Regions from separate parts of the Homo sapiens genome. Here all the other regions are linked to region 2. Evidence: chromatin contacts called from ENCODE Hi-C data. All regions are on one chromosome and are shown on one strand. The core of a region is the stretch at or near the end of the contact, and the rest is flanking DNA. Distances in the headings are between cores, read along the strand shown.

Evidence for each region. A loop is a pair of places that touch in the nucleus more often than their neighbours do. Pooled maps may share reads with other maps.
Region 1: a map with no recorded cell type shows a loop between it and region 2 (7-fold over the local background). The contact joins two enhancer-like sites. A Hi-C loop is called at or near these places in 3 of 37 single-sample maps with no recorded cell type and 7 of 50 pooled maps.
Region 3: a loop to region 2 is called in a map of naive thymus-derived CD4-positive, alpha-beta T cell, with 2.0 times the contacts of the local background. The contact joins two enhancer-like sites. A Hi-C loop is called at or near these places in 1 of 168 maps with a recorded cell type or tissue (naive thymus-derived CD4-positive, alpha-beta T cell), 3 of 37 single-sample maps with no recorded cell type and 9 of 50 pooled maps.

The regions. Positions count from the first base shown.
Region 1 is chr3:188,445,426-188,448,125 of GRCh38, reverse strand. The region is part of intron 4 of LPP (LIM domain containing preferred translocation partner in lipoma); the gene reads right to left. Among named protein-coding and RNA genes, the nearest start is that of LPP-AS1, 120 kb to the left of the region's middle. Within about 2 kb of position 1,410, at least 2 of the 41 ENCODE cell types and tissues checked have a DNase peak (open chromatin) inside an H3K27ac peak, as active enhancers do.
Region 2 is chr3:187,798,813-187,801,512 of GRCh38, reverse strand. No RefSeq gene overlaps it. Among named protein-coding and RNA genes, the nearest start is that of BCL6, 55 kb to the right of the region's middle. Within about 2 kb of position 1,357, at least 3 of the 41 ENCODE cell types and tissues checked have a DNase peak (open chromatin) inside an H3K27ac peak, as active enhancers do.
Region 3 is chr3:188,399,192-188,401,891 of GRCh38, reverse strand. The region is part of intron 3 of LPP (LIM domain containing preferred translocation partner in lipoma); the gene reads right to left. Among named protein-coding and RNA genes, the nearest start is that of LPP-AS1, 170 kb to the left of the region's middle. Within about 2 kb of position 1,276, at least 7 of the 41 ENCODE cell types and tissues checked have a DNase peak (open chromatin) inside an H3K27ac peak, as active enhancers do.

The DNA of each region.
Region 1 (2,700 bases), core at 161-2,660, 650 kb before region 2:
CAGAGCCCTAAAGATCCAAATCCTATGACCCTCTTTTTACAATCCAATATAGACCCTGTTATAAAAATTATCTTTATATTTTGAGTTGATAGCTTACAAATTCAACCCACTGATAATGTTGAATAGTTTGAAAACAACCTCCAATCTACTCTTCTATGTGGTTGAGGCTTGGGAATCCACTCTGGCCCCCCAGTACAACAGTAGATAATTTGACACAATCAAATGAGAGTAAATGGTAGTAAACAAAATAGAAATAGCACTGATGGTAAATGAGGAGGCATATGTTCTTGTCCCTACTCTATGGCCATACTGCTATAGAATCCCGGAGAGTCACCTTTTTTTTTTCTTCTAAGATGGAGTCTTGCTGTGTCGCCCAGGCTGGAGTGCAATGGCGCGATCTCGGCTCACTGCAACCTCCACTTCCCGGGTTTTAAGTGATTCTCCTGCATCAGCCTCTGGAGTAGCTGGGATTACATGCCACCATGACAGGTTAATTTTTTTTTTTTTTTTTTTTTTTTGAGGCAGTCTCACTCTGTCGCCCAGGCTGGACTGCTATGGTGTAATCTCTGCTCACTGCAACCTCTGCCTCCTGGATTCAAGTAATTCTCCTGCCTCAGCTTCTTGAGTAGTTGGGATTACAGGCACCTGCCACCATGCCTGACTAATTTTTGTATTTTTAGTAGAGACGGGGTTTCACCATGTTGGGCAGGCTGGTCTCGATCTCCTGACCTCATGATCCTCCCACCTCGGCCTCCCAAAGTGCTGGGATTACAGGCGTGAGCCACCACGCCCAGCCAAGAGTCACTTTTGCTTTGGACCTTATATATGCCCTGTAAAATCAAGTGATTCTCAACCCTGGTTTCACAAAATCATGTGGGAAATTTCTATAAACTACTGATGTGCAGACCCACTGCAAAACAATGAAATCAGAGTCTCTCAAGTTGAAGCCCTGGCATTTGTGTTTTATAAAACTCCCTCCAGGTAAAGCCAGAATTGATTGCATAGATGATCTCTGAGGTTTTTCTCAAGGCTTTCTAAGGTTCTGTATCCAAAGGAATCAGAGTTAGACCACACAGGCCACAAATCACATGTCAGACTTTTTGAAGCCCATACACTTCAAAAAACCTCCTTAATTAAGCCAACTGCTAAAGGAGAGACACCATCTCGTCTCTCACTCGTCCTGTGGTCACCAGCACCTGCTCTTGAGAAAGCAACTACAAAAATGAGAAAAACAGAAGTTCTATAATAGAATCCACATTTCTAGAAAGCTTACAAATGAGGCTTAGAGCTAAAAAGGACATGGAGAAAAGGCAAAAGAAAGCCATGAAAACAATCACGGTCCAATCATTCCCTGGGCAACTCACTCCATTGCCATGTTGAAAACATAGATGTTAGAAACCAAAGGGTTTTTTGAAGAAAGCAGGAGCTGAGTGGGAACTTGGAGAACAACAATGAAAGCAATGCCACAAAGAGAAGCTGACAAGCTCTGGAAGCAGCAAAACATTTTCATCAGTCCGTGAAAAATTAAGGAAATTTGGGGAAATGAGTTTAGAAAAGGAGATTGTTTACAAACAAATAAAAACAAAGAAAAATAAAAACCCACAGAAGCCTTTTGATGGCAATGTAAAACCAGTTACTTCAGAAACTAAAGACAGAGAAGTTAAATGACATACACAGTAACCAACAGGTTACAATGACACTTTTAAAAAGAAAAGGCTGAGATAATCTATGGTCAATTTCATGATGTTTTGACCTTGAGGGCCTGACTGGCACGGCGTCTGGAGAGTGGCAGAAAGAGACACATTTCAGAAAAACTGAAAGTCAAACACCACCTGCTACTTTCACTAGTTCTTCTAGGCCGTGTGAGATTGGAGTGGCAAAATGAAGCTGGGCTCTCATGCTCACTTAAAATGATGGACAACACCAGTGTGTTTATTAAAGAGAGCTGTTTCTAGTCATTTAAGTGGTGTCCCACAAGCCGTAATCAACCAAGCATTGTGGACAAGACTCTCCTGAAATTATTATGCATAGAACACATGTGGCAAGACCGCTGCCTTCAAGCAGACTATGAGAAGGCTCTTACTGAAAAAGAAAAACAGTGGGTGCAAAACTGGCAGAAAACTTCCCCTCCCTGTTAAATGGCATACGGAAGAAACAAATAAAATAATTTATTCTAAGAAGAGAGACCTTAAAAATGATAAAACTGATAGGAAACCATTACATCTATCCTGTATCACAAAAAATGGCCAGGAATTCTTTATCTCATTACCTTGCTGCATATGTTGGAGATGTGTGTGTCTCTGTGTGCCTGTGACTTTCACAGCTTGAGCTATTATATATTTATTTGTTTATAATCTATCAGGAGAGCAAATACTTTGGTCATTGCTTATTCCTGGTCCTAAAACAGTGCCTGGCACATCATGAGTTCCAAACATTGCCTGAATAAATGAATGAATGAATCAATGTCTTTTTTACTTTTTTTTTTTAAATTATACTTTAAGTTCTGGGATACATGTGCAGAACGTGCAGGTTTGTTACATAGGTATACATATGCCACGGTGGTTTGCTGCATCCGTCAACCTGTCATCTACATTAGGTATTTCTCCTAATGCTATCCCTCCCTAGTCTCCCACTGCCCAACAGGCCCCGGTGTGTGATGTTACCCTCCCTGTGTCCATGTGTTCTCATTCTTCAACTCCC
Region 2 (2,700 bases), core at 108-2,607:
CACCACGACTGACAGAAAAATTATCCTGGAATAAAAGTTCCTTTTCTTTGGTCTCTCAGGAAAAAGAAAAATCTTCAGAGCGATACCACATGTTTGTTCTGTGCCTTTTAGCTTACAGTGTCTTTCACGTAAATTACTTTTGGTCTCCTAACAACCTTGTGGTGATGTGTGTGTGCAAGAGGGGATATGGCACAAAGAAGGCTCATGGAGGAGAGGAATTACTTCCTCTGGATTCATGGGGTCCCTGAGGCTCAGAGAGGTCAAGCAACATGATGAAGTTCACACAGGCCGTCAAAGATAATGCAGGAACTCAGATGGTGGTTTCCTGCCTCCAGACTTCATGCACTTCTAACTTTCTTGAGCGCCCAGGGACACCACATCTTTAGGTCAACAGAAATGGAGGGAGCCTCTTTGTTTGGTTACTATACCTTCTGAAGTCCAGTCTCAGCTACATTCTTTTAAGGAATCCATCAATTTTAGTTGAAAATGCAACAGAGGTGCTGTTTCTCAACTGGGGGCAATTTTGCCCCTGGTGGACATTTAACAATGTCTGGAGACATTTTGTGTTGTCACAACTGGACAGAAGGGAGTGGGTGTCCCTAGTATTTAGTGACTAAAGGTTAGAGATTTTACAAAACATCCTACAATGCACAAGGCAGCCACCACCCCCACCCCCAATAACAAAGAATTATTCAGGCCAAAATGTCTAGAGTGCCAAGGTGGGGAAACTGTGTTGGAGGAAAAACAAAAAACAAAACAAAACAAAAACCCTACCTCCAATTCCCAGATCACCATGCACTTAGAAAGCTTTTCATAATGTCTCATTTCTAAAACCGACTATAGATGTTTTGCAAGCATATTTTTCTCCTATCATAAGGAGGATCTGCTAAATATGTCATAGCTGGAAGGGGAAACTGAGGCCCAGAGAAAAGAGGTGACTGTTCAAGGTCACCCAGCTAATAAATGATGGAGAAAGAACAGGCCCATTCTCCTGCCCTAAGGAGAATGCATTTTCTACTTCATCATGCTAAGCTTTGAGCCATTTTCTGACTCACTGATTCAATAAATGTTGTGATCTGAATATGCTCACTGACACAGACTTGCTTACAGCTTATTCTCACACAAAAATGAGGAGATGTGAAAAAAAAAAATACGAAGACATGTGAAAAAACCCAATGCAATGTGAGAAGAACCTCGTTGATTCTGCCTCAGTTCCCTTGATGTCTTTAGACCCACACCCACGACACAGCTAGCTGCTGGACAGAGGGGCTTTTAGTCTCTTTTTGAAGAGATAAAAGGTAAAAGCTCTCTACTGGAAATGAAACTGACGTCATTGAAGCCCTCAAGTTTCCTTGCAGAAGGCACATTACTGAAAATATCTAAGTTTCTTGGAACTTCAATCTTTTTCTTTTTTTTCTTATTTGATTTTCATAGCTTGTTCTGTTGGTTTAATGTTTGTTTTTCACTCAGCCAGTCAGTGAAACTGGGTTGGTCAGTGAACTTTCTAGGGACTGGAGGTTTCACTTTCAGGGTCTAAAAGTTTTGGTTTGGGCTTTTAAAGCCTTCATTAAGACAATTAGGGTTTAGCATTCCAGGCCAAGAGTGAATTTAAAAGATATGCATGCAAGAATTGCTTAGATAGTATTTATTGAATAGGTTAATTTTGACAAAATATTTATCCAACATGTGCTCTGTATTAGGCTCTGCCATAGGCAACAGAGAAACAGCCCTGAGCAAGACCCAGATGCTTTCTTCCCTCTATTGCTGACAGTCTGACTGGGGAAATTAATCAGTAAATAGTTCTCATCTACCCCTTAAAAAAAAATCCCTTACACTCTATGGAAGACTGAGCTCAAATTTTATTCTCTTACTAGAATATCCTTACCTTTTTTTCTTGGTCAAATTCCTATTCAGTTTTTGGGGATAAAAGCAAACGCCAACTCTCAAAAAAAAAACCTTTAGAAATCTCCCTAGGTAATCAGAAAATGCTTGTTCAGTACATCTTCAACCTCTTCTCCAAATGGTTACAAAACCATTCAGCATGCATTGTGGCCCCTTGTGGGAAAGTGGTGTAGGCTGTTCATTAAGAGGCACCCTTGTTTAAAACTAGATTGTATCACCTGCTGGTGCCTTGAGTAGTTTACTTAGACTCTCTGAGCCCAGTTTCATCATCCGTTGTGAGGATGAAGTATCGCACAGCCTGTGCAGTACCTGGCATATGGCAATTGCTCAGTACAGAGTTAGCCTAAGTGTCAGGCACTAAGCTCTCTGTGCTGCAGAGGATCCAAAAATTCAAGTGACATGGGCACTTCTCCCACAGAGCTCATAATATAGCAAGTAGAAACGTTCACAAAACCTCTGCAAAAGATAGACCACGACATGTTGAGAGGTGACAGCGCGCTGGCAGCCCTCACAGCCCTCGCTCACTCTCGGCGCCTCCTCTGCCTGGGCTCCCACTTTGGCGGCACTTGAGGAGCCCTTTAGCCCGCCACTGCACTGTGGGAGACCCTTTCTGGGCTGGCCAAGGCCAGAGCTGGCTCCCTCAACTTGCAGGGAGGTGTGGAGGGAGAATGTTAGAACATTTATTATAAAAAGTATTGAGGAGCAGATGAACATTAGTTCTGCATGGTGGAGCTGATTATCGGCAAAGGTTCTTAGAAAGGATAGAATTTAAGCTAGAGCACGAAAAGAGGATAGGAT
Region 3 (2,700 bases), core at 27-2,526, 600 kb before region 2:
AGTCCTTGAAGGCAAATCTTGCACTATATTCTACAGTTCAAGTTATACATCCTTATAGTACAATCCCACAGCATCTACATACTGTTGTCACATATTCGTCACATGGTGCTCTGCCCATCTGCTTTCCTGTTCCCCAAACTAAACTCGCAAATCCTTGAGAGTGGAAATATTTATCATTTTATAATTCCAGGGGCTACCACATGATAGGTACTCAATAAAAATGTCTGTTAATTTAATGAATGAATGAATTTATTTGCCTGGCACTGGAGCTATAGATGAATCAGATTCTTATTCTTTACTCAAAGAGCTCAAAGACTATTTGAGGAAGAAATATTTATAAATGTGAAAAGAGAAAGAGAGCAACACAGAAAGCACATGAAAAATCTTGGGGGATGTCAGAAAAGCTAGCATAAGCTTGGCAGAGGTAGCCCTTAACCAGGACTTTGAATGCTGAGTAAATAAAAGAAAACTGGAGTAACCAGGGCAAAGATTAGAAATAATACTGTGAGCTTGGGTATGAAGCAAGGCATTTCTGTAGGACAGGGATCAGACCAGCGGCACCAAAATGAGGGATTCAGGGAGAACAGTTAGGGGAAAGTTTTAAAAGATAACATGAGTTCTGCCTTTTAAAGGTTTTATATAAAGATAAGAAGCTAGAGCTTTTATCCTTGAATAGGAAGATAACAAGAGTGAAAACTCCAGGTATTAAAAATTGAATCATGTAGGATGGATCCAAGGAAAGTGATAAATCCAATAGTATAGACATAGAGTCCCTGTGGCCCCAGTTCTAGTCTCAGCTATACAAGTGTGACCTTTAACAAGAGATGACACTCATTTGCAAAATGAATACCTGTAAAGTCCCAATCAGCTCTAATATTTTAGAGTGCTTTCTTTCTCTAAAATCTTCATTACAGCCCTTCATTTTGATAAATGGGTTTGATGAAACTTCACAAGTTTAATGAACAGATGAACTAGCACATATCATTGGGGCTCTTGGCTTCTAAGAGAGACCCATGTAAACACAAAAATAAGCAGTGGTGAGAACTGGTGTTGCTGGACCAAGATTTACACTGCTCTTACTTCCCCTCATTCTAGCTAGGTTTCACTCGAAGTTCATAATCATCATGAAAGCAAGAAGTGAAAGGGAAGATTTCCAGAGAGGCTCTGAGAATACACAACCACCATCAGCAGACAGGAAAGCAAGAGCAGTGGCCCTCCTCTAAGCAAGATGCCTACTGCTGAAGGGAGCTGGGGAGCTGCTGCTTCCTCAGCATTGCTCTTTCAGAAATTGTCACATGCAAGCAATTAAGAAGAACCTAAGAGGTTTCACTTATCAACTCCTCTGCTGCTCTTCTGTCTGTTCCCCCAGCGGTCCTAAGAAGACTAGAGACTGACAATAAACAAGTGTTTATTGAAGGTTTATTATATGTCTAGCAAATTTTCAATGGCCACACAGTCATCCTGACTGCCATATGAGGTAGCACTATCATTACCCACATCTAGCAAATCAAGAAAGTAAGACTGTAAGAGGTTGAATAACTTGCTCAAGGATATACAGCTAACAAATAGCAAAGCTGAAGCTGGGACACAGATCTTTAACTCCAAATCTCCGGTCTTCACTCTGTACTACCTCCCTATTTGGAGAAGAAAGGAAAACACCACAATTCAAAGGAAATCAGCACTTAACAGTAGTTTTTGCTCTTATTATTTCCATTCCAGCTCTTGAATTCTACTTGCCATAATGTTTTCTCTATTCTGTACCCTCAAATCTAATCATAATAAGCCACAGGACCACAAAGTGATGAAGCCAATAGTCAACAGAAAAAAAAAATCAAGGCACAACAGAAAGCAAATAACTACAAAAGGCTATGTGATGACCAGGACCCGCCCCACGTAGGTGGGAAAACTTAGTGCCATAGGCAAACTGACAATTAATACTAACAAAGCTACTAAGCCTCTCTCAGGATACCATGTGAATGTCAAGTCACTGTCACCCACAAAAACAGAAAGAAGTAGTGTTTGGTCATATTTTCCTTTTTTTCGTCCAAATCAATATGCTACTCTTCTAAAAAGATTTATATAGATCACCAAAACTGAAAAACAAACAACCGTTACATCATATTATCCAACATCCAGTGCAATAAACTTAGAGTAGTGTTTATCAAAACAGTCTGCACACTAACCTCATATGGGGATCTTTATGTATATACTCTGATTCAAGGGTTGAGAATAATTGACTTAGAGCATTTCTATTAATCTTTAAATGACATTGTATTAGTCCCTATATCTTCCTGGCAACTAACTCAAGGCCTAGCTCTTGGTCAGTGTGCACTGAATAAATGAATGATATTAGAAAAGGGACGTAGATTAACACCACAGAACTGAGGGACTATTTGACTTAAACATCAGAAGTAGCTGATGGCAGACTAACGTTTAGCATTCATGTCCCTTAGCAACATTTTCTTCATTTAAACAAGCTGTTACAATTTAAATAACACTCTCCTATAACTTTGAAGGTTTTTTTTTTTTAAACATTCTCTTTATACAAAAGTCAGTACCTTCCTGGAATTTCAAAACTGCTTTCCTAATCATCCACTAAAGTGGTATAATGTGGTTTCCCCTCTGGGCTATACGGCTCTCCATTATTGTTCACATCTCAGTATTTAGTGGAAAGATGCCTGATCTTCAGAATTCAGACCC